2 separate regions of the Homo sapiens genome follow, and region 1 is linked to region 2. A link is a loop called in an ENCODE intact Hi-C map of the cell type or tissue named here. Cell type or tissue: IMR-90. All regions are shown on one strand. Links, peaks and the distances in the headings refer to the core of each region. The heading gives the core; the rest is flanking DNA.

Evidence for each region. A loop is a pair of places that touch in the nucleus more often than their neighbours do. Peaks named below come from ENCODE experiments on the same cell type or tissue, not always from the same donor. Only the 100,000 strongest peaks of a DNase experiment are listed, where the experiment ranks them.
Region 1: it touches region 2 in a loop (2.1-fold over the local background); 4 of 110 quality-filtered maps call a loop at or near these places.

Annotation. Positions count from the first base shown.
Region 1 is chr1:236,591,598-236,598,980 of GRCh38, forward strand. It overlaps HEATR1 (HEAT repeat containing 1), which reads right to left. Exons shown (of 45, transcript NM_018072.6): 5 at 6,281-6,382; 6 at 5,239-5,379; 7 at 4,236-4,447; 8 at 3,943-4,076; 9 at 2,415-2,517; 10 at 926-1,036; 11 at 396-513. Among named protein-coding and RNA genes, the nearest start is that of HEATR1, 9.2 kb to the right of the region's middle. RefSeq lists a silencer at 7,178-7,378. In IMR-90, for the core only: no CTCF peak of the experiment used is centred there; no DNase peak of the experiment used is centred there.
Region 2 is chr1:236,821,500-236,828,882 of GRCh38, forward strand. MTR (5-methyltetrahydrofolate-homocysteine methyltransferase) reads left to right here. Exons shown (of 33, transcript NM_000254.3): 9 at 2,620-2,720; 10 at 3,839-3,900; 11 at 5,330-5,397. Among named protein-coding and RNA genes, the nearest start is that of MTR, 30 kb to the left of the region's middle. In IMR-90, for the core only: no CTCF peak of the experiment used is centred there; no DNase peak of the experiment used is centred there.

The DNA.
Region 1 (7,383 bases), core at 2,321-4,820, 230 kb before region 2:
AACCCATCTCCCCCTTGCTAATCAATAATATAAATAGCCATCTGTGGCTGGTACACTGGAAAGCATAGACCTAGATGAAAGACAGAGAATGCTAGAAACCTACATGAGGCCGTCCTCTGATGATTCTTAATGAATATCCCATACAAAATTCTCAAACAATACTTTTCCTGAAATAAGTATCACGTTCATAGTTATGTACAAATTATTGTACCTTTCTCCAATTATTCTATTCCTGCCTCAGAGCCGTACTTCAGGCAACTAGGCAAACTGTAGAAGGTTATCTCTGTAAAATTTTCCACACAAGGGAAAAAAGTGGCAAATTTCCTTCTGGAGCTCTTCACATACCCATACAAATGTACCCCAAATTGTCATAATTCCTTTGGAGAACAACATACCTGATACTTTCCTCCACTTGTAGAAAGAGAAACAAACTGATGGAAAAGCTCTTGTTTTTTCAGATCTGCAATTTCCTTTAAGTGTTCCTCTAATACAACATCTAATGTTCTGGGGTATCTGGGAAGCAATTAAAAAGTGAATTCATTATTCTTAATAAATTTATTAATCTCATACACCATACACATATAAAGGAAAGACATAAAATCTTAAAAATTACTGAGACTGTGACTTAAATTTTAACAAATGTTGTAGGTAAAACCAAATGACATTGGTCAAGTGTGTTACTATGACTACTCCAATAACAAAATAGTCTCTCTATAAAAAATTATACTCTCCATAGCCCCCACACAACCACTATTTCCTCTTATATTTCAAATATTTTTGATTCCGATACTCGCCCCTTCTTGAAGAACAAATTTAAAAAGGACAGTCTCTGTACAATTCAGTATATTAAGATGTGACTTGTGAATCATATCTTTATAGAACAGGAAGTACTTTAGAAGAGCATAAACATACACACGTAACTTACTTGCTTTCTAAAAGCCTAATGAGTGGAAGAAATTGTTCATTAAGCAAAGACACTTTATTAGAATCCATTTCTTCCTGTGAACTATATGAAATATACTCTTCAAATAGAAGGCTGTAAAAAAAAAAACAGAAATATCAGCATACATAAGAGTTACTATTTATTGAGTACCTACTATATTCTAAGTGCTTTAGAAATATTATCTCTAATTGTCATACTTATACAAGGTATAGTTTAATACTTATTTTACAGATAAAGAAACTAGAGGCCTGGTGTAGTGGTTCACACCACTGGCATTATAATCCCAGCACTTTCGGAGGCCGGGGCAGGAGAACTGCTTAAGGTCAGGAGTTCGAGACCTGTCTGAACAACATAGTAAGACTACATTGCTATTTTAAATGGTGCTGGCTCACGCCTGTAATCCCAGTACTTTGGGAGGCCAAGGTGGGCGGATCACCTGAGGACAGGAGTTCGAGATCAGCCTGACCAACATGGTGAAACCTTGTCTCTACTAAATATACAAAATTAGCTGGGCATGGTGGCACATGCCTGTAATCCCAGCTACCAGGGAGGCTGAGGCAGGAGAATCGCTTGAACCTGGGAGGCGGAGGTTGCAGTGAGCCGAGATTGTGCCATTGCACTCCAGCCTGGGCAATAAGAGCGAAACTCCATCTTAAAGAAAAAAAAAAAAGGAAAAGAAACTAGAGTGTAAGTCTTCCAATTTGCTCATGAGAACAGCAATAAAAGGCAACATTCAGTAAGCCCTTCTGTGCCACAGAGTGGGGTTTCACATTTTAAGCCCCAGTCTGATTCTAGAGCCTATGTTCTCAACATTACTACACGTGTATACTCTCCTTTAATTCACAAACCAACCCTCTGAGCAAAGGGGCATGAATGATGCACACCAACACACAGGCACTCTCTTGATCCTACAAAATGGCAAAGCTACATCCAGACTAACCTCCAAAACTTACTATAGCCCTGGAAGTGGTAGGCGCAGAATTTACACCTATGTCTGACCACAACGCCTACATCTTTTCACTGTATCGAGTTGCCCATTAAGAGAAAAAAAAAAAAAAAAAAAAAAAGACTGAATTATCTTTAAAGAAATAATCCTTACTCTATGCTTACCTTCAATATTGTTTCTAAATGACATTTACTGCGTTTTAATTGTGATGTGTTATTTCAGATATTATGGTCCATTTACTAAGAGAAAACTTCAAACGGCCACAAACTGCATTTAGTTATTACCCAAATTTGTCTTAACCACTAACTTTCCATTTTCATCTATAAGCACTAAAGACATGCAAGAAAAATTACTTTTGCTTTTAATGCTGCCAGTTACTGGATTAAGTACTTATAGTTAATGAAATGATACAGACAAAACAAGATATACATTAAAAAGGAATGCTGGGAAATTTCTAACCAATCTTGAAAATTATACTGAGTCACAAAAATGTAAATCAAAAGCATGTCAAAAATAATAGCTTACCTAGCCAACAAATGGTCTAAGTTGTTCTTCAGTGATATTTTTGTAAGTATAGCTTCTAAGTGTCTCTTGTAGATTTGACCATCCATTCCTTCAGTTTCTTCTCCTTAATATGTAAAAATTAAAATTGTGTTGGGAAAAATTTATTTTGCAAGCTAACATTATTAAATTCACTTATAGCAGAAAATCGTTCTCAGAATAAAACACACACACTGATATCCAGCTTTTTATCTATTTGCACAAGTGCATTCCACTTATTTAGTCATTTATATTTTTTAAAGCTCTTTTGTATAGATCACCTTCATTTTTCTTTTATCTAAAATTCTCTATTTTTAACAAGTACTATCATGCTTATAACAATAACAAAACAAAAGTCCAAAATTAGTCTTTCCCCAGGTCACATTACAAATTAGTTGTGATGGTGCCAATCAACTATCTCTGAAAAGAGGTTAAACTTTTATCTCAGTACCCACCCCCTTACTGAACCAAAAGCTGTCATCTATTTCAGATTTATAATAAACATATGAATCTGATCTTAGCCCTTGCTTTCAAAGACTGGGACATTACTCATTACCTTCAGAATAGGAAGAATACATTTTCATTTTGCTAGTCACTTTTCTAAAATGCATGTTCAAACCAAGATTTGGTTACAAAAACCTCATTTTTCAGTAGACTGACATAAGTTTAGAGAAGTCTTTCTTAGTATTCTCCAAGTAGCAACAGAACCAAATGTTTCTTCCTAGCCTTTCTGTATTTATTAAAAGACATAATGCAAATAATCACTTTCTAATTATTATTATTATTTTTGAGATAGGGTCTCACTCTGTCGCCCAGGCTGAACTGCAGTGGCACAAACACAGTTCCCTGTAGCCTCGAACTCCCTGGACTCAGGTGATCCTCCCACCTCAGTCTCCCGAGCAGCTGGGACCACAGTTGCATGTCACCATGCCCGGTTAATTTTTGTATATTTTTGTAGAGACGGGGTTTTGCCATGATCTGCCCATCTCAGTTTCTCAAAGTGCTAGAATTATAGGTTTGAGCCACCTGGCCCTCTAATTATTACTTTTTGCTTTTTGCTTTGTTTCATAATTTGGATTTTTATGTATAAAAATTTTCTTGGTCTTATATTTTTAATTACTCTAGGGAAAAAACTTTTTTGGCAACTGGATGAGATATTCATTATAAATGAATCACTAAAGTTCATTAAATACCTAAATGAGAAGGCAAAGGTTTACTCAGTAATAAATTTTAAAAGTATTCCAGTCTTTTTCATGTAGAGACTATTTAAGTATTTAAGAACACAGATCTTAAAAAAAGTAAAATTCTAAGAAATTACTCAATTAACAATGATCTTTCTTCAACCAACCTGCTCCCCACCCCAGATGTTTCTCACTTAAGAAATAGACAAGTTACACAAGAACAACTGGAAAACAGAAATTTTAAATATTTTGAAGCTGTTAACCAGGATATGGTTACTATTTTAAGATCAAATCTTAGAAAATTTCTGGACAAAAAATATAAAACCACACACCTGTAACATGATGAATGATGGAGACGACCAGATGGGGAAGCATGTAATGCAGAAGAGGACTGACATCGTAAGTTTCAGAAATCCCATGAAGTATTGTAATAAGATCAGGAACATTACATAAGTGAGGGAATGGCCTTTGAAGAAGCAAAAGTACATATCGTGTTGACTTTACAAGTTAGACAATGAGTAACAATATAAGAAAATATATAATCACTTATCTTACAAAAAAAAATTATTCAAAATAATTTTATTCACCTCTGACTAGCACCATTTCTCAATTCAATTGTACATACTTTTTCCCAAGGCTCTCTGGCTTCTGTCTCTGCAGGAGCACTATCAAGCAACTTAACCCATCCTTGATCAAAGAGGGAATCTTGGTCAATGTTTTGATGATCTGTGATGCCAATGAATTCACAAAGGTATTTTCCATGGTCACTTTCACAGAAATCTGACATATTATCATGTATGTTGCAGCTCTGTAATCTGGTAAAGATGATTTCAATCCCTAAATATTTTTTAAATATAAGGAAAAATGATAAACCATATTATTTTCTGCTACTTTAAATGTTAATCTGACAAATTAGAAATGTCATAGAGATTAATACAACCTAATGCATAGTCAATCACTCTTCAGACATAAACAATAAAGGAGCTGACCCCTTTTTCAGAGTGGATACAGAGATGAGACAAGTCTGTTGAACGAGACAAAGGATCTCAGAAAATTTCCCAACTCAAACATCTACCACATGTCCTGACAGGAGCCAGTAAGCTCTTCTTTTATACATAAAATCCTACTTATAGTAGGGAGACCTCAATCAGATCACTAATGGAAGAAACAAGTCTGATGAAAGGTCACAAGTTGGGACACTGGTGGGAAGTGAAAGCAGTACCTCCACAGGGCACCTGGGAAGGCAGCAGGCAAGAAGGCACTTGGGAAGGAGAAACGCTGAGAGGCAGGAGCCAGTGCACAAAGAATACTGAGAGGTTGCTTACGCCTCAAAGAGACTGTCTGCTCCGTCCTCCTTCCAGTGAGGTACAAAGACTGCTATGGAAATCAATCTAGGAGATGGCCGCAGGACCAGACAGCCAATATTTATTCTTAAGAGTCCTAATTAAGGTCCCAGGCCAGTGAGTTTCTAATAAAAAAGTGTCATATTTTCAACCTAAAGGCTAAATCTCAGCTATCATCTGAAATAAACTGTCAATTTAAAAACACTTAAATCTAAAAAAACTTTCGAAAGCAAGAAAATTCCTTTAAGTACAAAATAATCTACTTAACACATCAGCAGTGCCAACCTTTTGGATATAGGGAAATAGTTTGGCGATGATATTGTCTGATACGTCCTCTGCAGCTACCAGCGCCGACACTATGGTAGAAGCATAGAAAGCCAAGAGCACCCTCAACTGAGCTGAGCTGCCCGGGTACTCAGCAAAAACCTGAAACAAGGAACACAAACAAAACACATTTAACAGTGAAAGGGAGGTAGAAGGATTGCTTGAGGCCAGGAGTTCAAGGCTGAGATTTCAATGAACTATGATGGCACCACTGTACTCTAGCCTGGGCGACAAAGCAAGTCCATGTCTCCAAAAAAAAAAAAAGTGAAAGGCCAAATAAATATTTACAGCTCTCCTGAATTACCATATGCAACAATGAATACACAATGTGACAACAATTAACTGCCTAATGATATTCCTAACATTTTTATTTAAAAAAAAATTTTTTTTTTTTTTTTTTGAGATGGAGTCTCTGTCGCCCAGGTTGCAGTACAGTGGCATGATCTTGGGTCACTGCAACCTCCGCCTCCCAGGTTCAAGCGATTTTCCTGCCTCAGCCTCCCGAGCAGCTGGAATTACAGGCATGCCCCACCATGCCCAGTTTATTTTCGTATTTTTAGTAGAGACGGTGTTTCACCATGTTGGCCAGGCTGGTCTCAAACTCCTGACTTCAAGTGATCCGCCTGCCTTGGCCTCCCAAAGTGTTGGGATTACAGGCGTGAGCCACCGCACCTGGCCTTAAAATTTTTTAAACAGCTTTCCCAGGTTGAATATTCCCGACATTTCTAGACACTCTCTTTGAATAGTCACTGTAACTAGAATCTGGCAAGGAATAGACATTTATTTTTGTAGAAAAACACCTTTGGTGATAAAAGACTGATTCTTAAAAAAAAAAAAAAAGATACGGACTCTCAAACTGCTCCTGCTTCAAAACACCAGACCATTTAACAAAATAAATTTATCCAAAGTATCATTGTTATTAGGGAATGTTTTAGTATGTTTTCTTCATTCAAAGCAAGCAATCTTTTCATAAAATTATATACTCATGAAACAGACTGCTCACCTTCACAGATTTTGTCACCAAACTGCAAATGAAATCCATGAATCCAAGATCTTTGTAGCAGTGGGTAATCAAAGTTCCTTTAGCTAACGGCACTCCAGATTGCTGTTATTGATGGAAAGAACAAACTACTAGCAACATTCATCAACTGATCCTTATTTTAAAGCATTTACCCTAGTAATGTCTTCATACTGCTACAATTCATAAATAAAAAATATAATCTCTCCTTATAACTGGTGGTGGTGATGAAATTAACACATAAAATCATGTAAACTTAGAAATTCAAAAGAGAAGGTCAGCAATGAGGGCAGAGGTATTTAGTGAAAGATGTTTGCTTATCGTATGTCACATTTTGAAAGGTATTTATCAAAATCTGGATTCTCTAGATTCTTAGTAACTTTACTGGTTCGATTTGGTTTCTGAGCCACTATGATACGCTTCTGTCATTGCTTTACAATAACACTAAGAACAGAAATAGACTAGGAAACTGCACAACTTATACCACTATTCCCACCATCTAGCGTTGTACATGGTATGTAATAGATGCTCCATAAATACTGATTAAATAAATGAAAGGAGAATTTTAAGTGAACTTTAGTAGGTGAGTGGAGTTTGGCTACCTGCAATAAGAGTGCCTAGGGAGCAGCAAGATCCAAGGTAGATTAGAGGAAGAATAATTTTGATGCTATGGGCAGAGTGAATGTTGGGAAGAGCAGTTAATGAGCTTTATCAAAGGCTGGCCTTCTCCAACATTCTTTAGTTCAAGTGCTTTACGTTCAGATTCTTAAATTCTCCTTCTAATTAAAAAGTCCTCATTACTCCTATCTTACTAATTCTGAACACTGACCCCACTACCATCATCAGCCTAATGTGCACAGCCTCGTGATCTGTTAGCTTACCTTCATCCCCATTTGCCTCCCCCCCTACCCTGGATCACCATGCCCAACATGCAGTCAAGTTCCTGCTAACAACATACATCTACTTTCCTCCACCATATGTTGCAAACAAAGTGCTAACGGTTAGTCAGTTGGTTTTCCTACAATAGCATGCTGTCTTTTCTTACCCAGACCCTTCCTGTTATACAAGCATCCTTTTCTTAGTCTGTA
Region 2 (7,383 bases), core at 2,513-5,012:
CCCAGCCTGTGGTTTGTCTTCTCATGTACTTAATACTGTCTTTTGCTGAACAGTTTTAAATCTTAGTGAAGTTCTAGTTACCAGTTTTTTTTCTTTCATGGACCCTGCCTTTGTTGTTTTACCTAAAAACTCATTGCCAAACCCACGATCATCTAAATTTTTTCTGTGTTATTTACAAAATTTTAATCGTTTTGCAATTTATATATAGGTCTGTGTTCCATTTTGAGTTAGTTTTTGTGAAAGATGTAATGTCTGTCTAAATTAACTTTTTCAAATGCAGATGCCCAGTTGTTCCAGCACCATTTATTGGAAAGAATATCTGTTCTCCATTGGATTGCCTGTGTTTCTGTCAAAGATTAGTTGAATGTATTTGTGTGGTTCTATTTCTGGACTCTATTCTGTTTCATTAATCTATTTGTCTCTTCTTACACCAATTCCACATTGTCTTGATTGCTTTAGCTTTTTAGTAAGTCTTGGAGTTGGGTAGGTCAGTCCTTCAACTTTTGTTTTTTCTCTCATTATTGTGTTGGCTGTTCTGGGTCTTTTGTCTCGCCATATAAACTTTAGAATCAGTTCGTTGATATTCACAAAGTAACTGCTGGGATTTTCATTGGGATTCTGTTGAATATAGATCAAGGGTGAGAAATGATATCTTAACAATATTGTCTTCCTCTTCATAAACTTGAAATATGTTTTCATTTATTTAGATCCACTTTGATATCTTAAATTGGAATTTTATAGTTTTTTTCATATAGATCCAAATATTTCATTTGTTTTGGTGCTAGTGTAAATGGTTTTGTGGGGTTTTTTTTGTTTTTTTTTTTTTTTGAGACAGCATCTTGCTGTGTCACTCAGGCTGGAGTGCTGTGGTATGATCATGGCTCACTGCAGCCTCAACCTCCCAGGCTTAATTGATCCTTCTACCTCAGCCTCCTAAGTAGCTGGGACTACAGGTGTGCGCCACCATGCCTGGTTAATTTTTTTATTTTTTGCAGAGGTAGGGTTTTACTGTGTTGCTCAGGTTGGTCTCAAACTCCTGGGCTCAGGTGATCCACCTGCCTTGGCCTCCCAAAATGCTGAGATTACAGGCATGAGCCACTGTGCCTGTCCTGTGTTTTTAATTTCAAATTTTGATTGCTCATATCTGGTATATAAGTAAACAATTGAGTTTTGTATAGTTACCTTGTATTTTGAAACCTTGGTATAATTGCTTGTTAGTTCAAGGAGTTTTTAGTGATTCTCTGGGATTTTCTACATAAACAATCATGTCATTTGTGAAGAAAGACAGTTTTATTTCTTCCTTTCCAATCCGTATGTGTACCTTTTACTTTCTATCTTTTCTTATTGCATAGGGACTTCAAATACAATATTGAATAAGAGATGAGAGTGGATATCCTTGCCTTGTTCCTCATCTTAGCATTAAAGCATCTAGTTTCACATGATTAAGCATGATACTAGCTGGAAGTTTTTTGTAGATACTCTTTATCAAGTCAAGGAAATTTCCCCCTATTCCTAGTTTGCTGAATTTTTTTAATGAATGAGTATTGGATGTTTGTTAAATAAACTTAATTTTGGAATCATTTCAGATTTGCAGAAGAGTTGCAAAGATAGTGCAGAGAATTTCTATATATTCTAGTTTTCATGTTAACATAATGCATGACTATGGTACTTTTGTAAAAACTAAGAGTATATTACTATAGGTTGAGTATCCCTCATCTGAAATGCTTGGGACCAGAAGTGTTTTTGGATTGCAGAGTTTTTCGAATTCTGGAATATTTGTACTATACTTACAGTTTAGCATCCTTAATCTGAAATCTAATATGGTCCAGTGAACATTTCTTTTGTGGGTCATGTCAGTTCTCAAAAAGTTTCATATTTTGAAGTATTTTGGATTTCCAGTTTTCAGATTAGGGATATTTAACCTATATTAACTAAACTGCAGACTTTATTCAGATTTCAAGGATTTTCCACTGATAATCTGTTTTCTATTCAAGGATCCAGTCTAGGATGCCACATTGCACTTAGGAATCACAGTAAAAGGAAAAAAGTAAAATGTGATAACATTAGAGATCACATAGTCTAGTAGCTTCATAGTTGGTTCATAAATTCTGGAAGACCTCAGGCCCACCACCCACTGACAACCTTATAGGGTAGCAGGGACTCTGCCTGTGGGGTAGAGCATAAGTCCTGGTCTGGTCTCGTGGACTTCAAGAGTGGCTTCTTGCCACCATTCTGTGTTCTTTCTGCCTCCAAGATTTCCTTTTCCTTTCTTTTAAATTTTGCTTTCAGGTCAGATCTTTTTTTTTTTTTTTTTTTTTTTTTTTTTTTTTAGCAGTGTTAGTTTGCTGACATTTCTGTACCATAGAATACCATGTGAACTGATTTGAGGAGTCCACCCACAGGCAGCGTCTTTCAGCTGTAGGATTATCTGAATGGCAAAAATCTTTAGTGCTGCAGGGGACCTCAGTGAGATGGCTTTGATGGTAGTTGAATAAAAGTGCTTTGAATGAGGAGATTTATTATCCACTTGGTTTTAGATATATTGTCTCCATATATAACTTATATGCATAAATATGAATGAGAGATGATGCTTTTAATATGTTTTTTCTGTTTTTCTAGCATTGGATTAAATTGTGCTTTGGGTGCAGCTGAAATGAGACCTTTTATTGAAATAATTGGAAAATGTACAACAGCCTATGTCCTCTGTTATCCCAATGCAGGTGTGTGTTTCAAGGGGGTCACACATGGGGAGATAAAAATAACATAAGACATGGCATAGATGAGGTAAGAGATCTTGAATAAAAGATCTTGTTTTGCCGGTGTTGGTATAGTTGACACTTAATAAATGAAGAGTGTCTGGGTGCAGTGTTTCCCTGTAGACCTGAGGGAAGTTCGGCTCACCCTGAAGCTTCAGAATAGTACAGAACTTCCGGAAATGAGCTTAGTCACATAACTGACCAGAGCTTTGCCTTTGGTGACAGCACAAGCCTGGTGGACGTGACCAGAAAGATGGGTGTAAGGAAGAGAAGAGAGACCCCTTTCTCTGGTCCACTCTGTTAGTAGAAGAGCAAAAGAAGAATCTTGTGTGGTGTTACCTTTTTCTTCTCTGAAAGCTTGGACTTGCAGTTCATTATATGGAAATGTTTTGAAGATATTTGTAGACAGTTCTCAAACTGTCCCATTAAATATTGGTAATTTGTTCAGGGTTAACCAGATATCCCTGTGAATGTATTTGAGCACTGCTTAGCTACTTAGAGCAAAAAGTCATTTTCCAGCCTCTTTTCTCCAAATGTGTCATTTTAATGCACAATAAATTTTATTTCCCACCAGGAGTAAGATAACTGGAAGCAGATAATAAATAAAACAAGAAACTGGATTGTTATAAGCTGAAGTCTTACTTGGGAAAATTTATTTGAAAGGAGACTGGTTGATTTTTGTTTGTTTTTAATGGCATGTTAGTTGCGCATTAGTTCAAAGGTTATGTAGTATTCCTTCCACCCCCACCCCCAAGCGGCTATGTAACAAGAATGAATGAATTTCCCTTATGGGAAGGGGTGGGGTTGGGGGTATTCTGTTCTGCCTAACAGTGAATATTTTCTTTCAAACGGAAAAGAAATAATGGAGTTCATTTTCCTCTGTGATTTTTTTTTTTTTTTTTTAGTTTTTTGGGGGGTGTGGTATCTCTTTGTTTACTGTGTGAATATTATGTGTTTGTTTTTGCAAGTAGTCACCATTTAATATAAATATAAAATTATATAGTTATTAACATAAAGTCTTTAAAAATACAGTGTATATTTTTAAGGCAATTTGCAATAATGGTTGAATTATCCTTTCTCAGGTCTTCCCAACACCTTTGGTGACTATGATGAAACGCCTTCTATGATGGCCAAGCACCTAAAGGTCAGGGGTCCCCCTTTCACTGGCTTTTTAAGAGAGACAGAAAGATTGAATTTTAGATTTAGAGTATTTAGAAGGAGAATTTTCCCTGAAGAAATCCCAATGTACATATAACAAAGAAAAGTTTAGCTATCCCAAATTAAGGTACTAGAGGCACAGGGGAGGGCTAACTGTCAGCATCCTTATCCTCAGCTGGCACTAGTGGCTGCTGGAAAATTCTCGTTGAGGTCCACTCCAAACTAATTGAGACTTGGCTCTCCTCTGAGATGTTGCTTCCCCTGCAGCCTTCCCAAATTGTAGCTTTCTGCCCTCACACCCCTCAGACTGCTGGGTGGAGTAGATGTCCCCCTGGCCGCCCATTGTCACCTCCATGATTCTCGCTGTCTGTCATACACTGGCCATTGTTAAATCCTAGGTCATGAGACCATACTATCCACTGCTGCTTCTTATTGCACTTAGCTACTAATCCCTGGGTCTCTTTCCCCTTATTCCTTGAATTTTTAGCTTCTGTTTCACTGACATTCTCTCTTAGGCTATTTCTGACTTACTTCTTATGATTTCATTATCTTTGTAGACAATCTTTCCAATACTCTTGACTTCTCAGCTCCTTGACTTTGTCTCTTAGTTATGGTGTTCTTTATTCAGTAGCCTATGGTTAAACTCTAGTCTCATGCTGTCCCATATGTAGCCACTACCATATGGTTTTTGGAGCCCTTGAATTGTGGCCAGTGTGACAGAGGAACTGAATTGTTATTTAAACATTTTTTCAATTAATGTAAATTTAAAAATCAATACTCTATTTTGTGTTATTTGAAAATGTGTTATCCAACTCATATTCATTCAGCTCAGCATGTGGGTAAAAAAGTCATTAGATAGGCAAATCTCCCACTGAACTTTATTTTTTGTGTTTATTTTTTTGAGACAGGGTCTTGCTGTGTTGCTCAGGCTGAAGTTCAGTGGTGTGATCATAGCTTACTGTAGCTTTGAACTCCTGGGCTCAAGCGATCCTCCCACCTAGCCTCCTGAGTAGCTGGGACTATAAACACATGCCACCATGCCCAGCTAATTTTTAAATTTTTTGTAGAGATGAGGTCTTGCTATATTGCCCAGGCTGGTCTCAAATTCCTGGCCTCAAGTGATCCTCCTGCCTTTGCCTCCCAAAGTGCTGAGATTATAGGTGTGAGCCACCATACCCAGCCTCTCACTGCATTTTAAATGGTATAAAGGATTTCACAGCATCTGAACTATTCTTTGCTTTTATCCTATGTCTAGGGCATGTGATATCTTTGTATCTAGAGTTAAGTATGTTTGACTCTCTTTTTAGTATAGTCTTAGTTATTCAGGAAGTATAGACGGCTTTTATGTTGAATTGGTGGTAATGAGTTTAGAATTCAAGTGAACTTGCTGAAACTTTGTCTCTTCCTAAATGCAGGATTTTGCTATGGATGGCTTGGTCAATATAGTTGGAGGATGCTGTGGGTCAACACCAGATCATATCAGGTAATAATCACCTATAGACAATATATCTAAAACCAAGTGGATAATCAGGTAATAATCTAAATATGTACTTTTTGTTATGGGCTGAATTGTGTCCTTCCAAAATTTGTATGTTGAAGTTCTAACCCCTACTGTTTCAGAATGTGGGCTGTATTTGGAGATGAGGCCTTTAAAGAGGCGACTAAGGTAAAATGTCATACAGGTGTACCTAATCCAACATGATTGGTGTCCTTTTAAGAGCAGGACACAAATGCGCACACAGAGGCAAGCAAGACCGTGTCAAGACACAGGGAAGAATAGCTATCTACAAGACATGAAAGAGGCCTTAAAAGAAACTAACCCTGCCTGACGCCTTCAACTCAGACTTCTGTCCTCCAGATTGTGAGAAAATACATTTCTGTTATTTAAGCCACCCAATCTTTGGCACTTTGTTATGGCAGCCCTTCCTAACAAGCTCATACACCTTTATATTATGAAACATTTTAGAGAAATAATAAAATGGACCTCTATATGCCTGTCACATGGTTGCCATAATTTTCAATGTTTTTCCATTCTTATTTCATCTATCCCTCAACTTTTCCCCCTGGATTATGTAAAGTAAATCCCAGATATTATGATATTCTATCCTTAAATACCTGAGTAATATTTGAATGCTCAAAGAGGACAGCTCATATTTATTGTGGGCAAATACAGGCCTCCATTAGATTCTCTCATGGAGGGAAAAGACGATAAGACAACAGGTATCTTGAGGTCAGGAGAAGTGTCTTCACATTGCCTGGTACACAGTGGTTGCTTAATTCATGTTTTCAAGTGTGCATATGAAGGAAGGGAGCGAAACAAGCATGACCATGTGTTTAATTCCTTAGAGTTTTATAGCTTATAGGAAGATTGGAATTCAGTGAAATGGAACATTGTTTAGGACTGTTTATATTTGTTTTTTCCCTGGAGTGACTGATGATCATATTTCCAGCCAGTCATCTCACTGTTCCAAGTCTGTTTTCATGTGTGTCATATGTTCACTCTACTGAGTTACCTTGTAGTTCACTGCTTTTGTTGACTGATGTGATAGACTCTTAGTAAATAATATATATATATATTTTTTGGGATGGAGTCTTGCTCTGTTGCCCAGGCTGGAGTGCAGTGGTGCGATCTCGGCTCACTGCAAGCTCCACCTCCCAGGTTCACGCCATTCTCCTGCCTCAGCCTCCTGAGTAGCTGGGACTACAGGTGCCTGCCACCATGCCCGGCTAATTTTTTGTATTTTTAGTAGAGACGGGGTTTCACCTCGTTAGCCAGGATGGTCTTGGTCTCCTGACCTCGTGGTCCGCTCACCTTGGCCTCCCAAAGTGCTGGGATTACATGTGTGAGCCACCGCGCCTGGCCTAAATGATAATTTTAAAAATATCTTGTAAATAATTTCTGAAAGCTGTCAGTAGTTAAATATTGCTTATCTTTGGATCAGCAACTATTTCTTTTTGTTTTGTTTCCTCTTTAAAAAGAGGAGTTGTTTTAAATGTCTGTGTGTATGTTTGTGTATATCTATATTTATATCTGTCTGTATATATGTTTGCTTCTTTTACTTAGACATTCACATTCTAATTTGGGGACAGTAGAGTAGAGCAATTCTTACTGGTCCTGATAAATTTAGTGGAGTAGCCACATTTTTCTGGTTGATCAAAGACATGATTTATTAAAACTGATAATGTTAAAGGGAGTGCGAATGACTAAAACAAATCTTTAAGAGTAATTATTTTGGAGTTTTAGTGCTTTATGTCTATGTACCCTCCCTACTGTGTGTGTGCTGTAGTAAAAACAGATCCACTGGACCTAATTCTCTCCTCTCCTAGCCCCTCTGCTTGTGCCTGCTCCTTCTTGCCAAAGGTGAAATCCTTTTTCTGTTCAAATTTTGAGTAGGAAGCAAGGATTGTGTGTGTGTAGATTTGACAGAGTAAAAGACATCTGTGGATGTGGGGAAGATGGAAGGAAGTT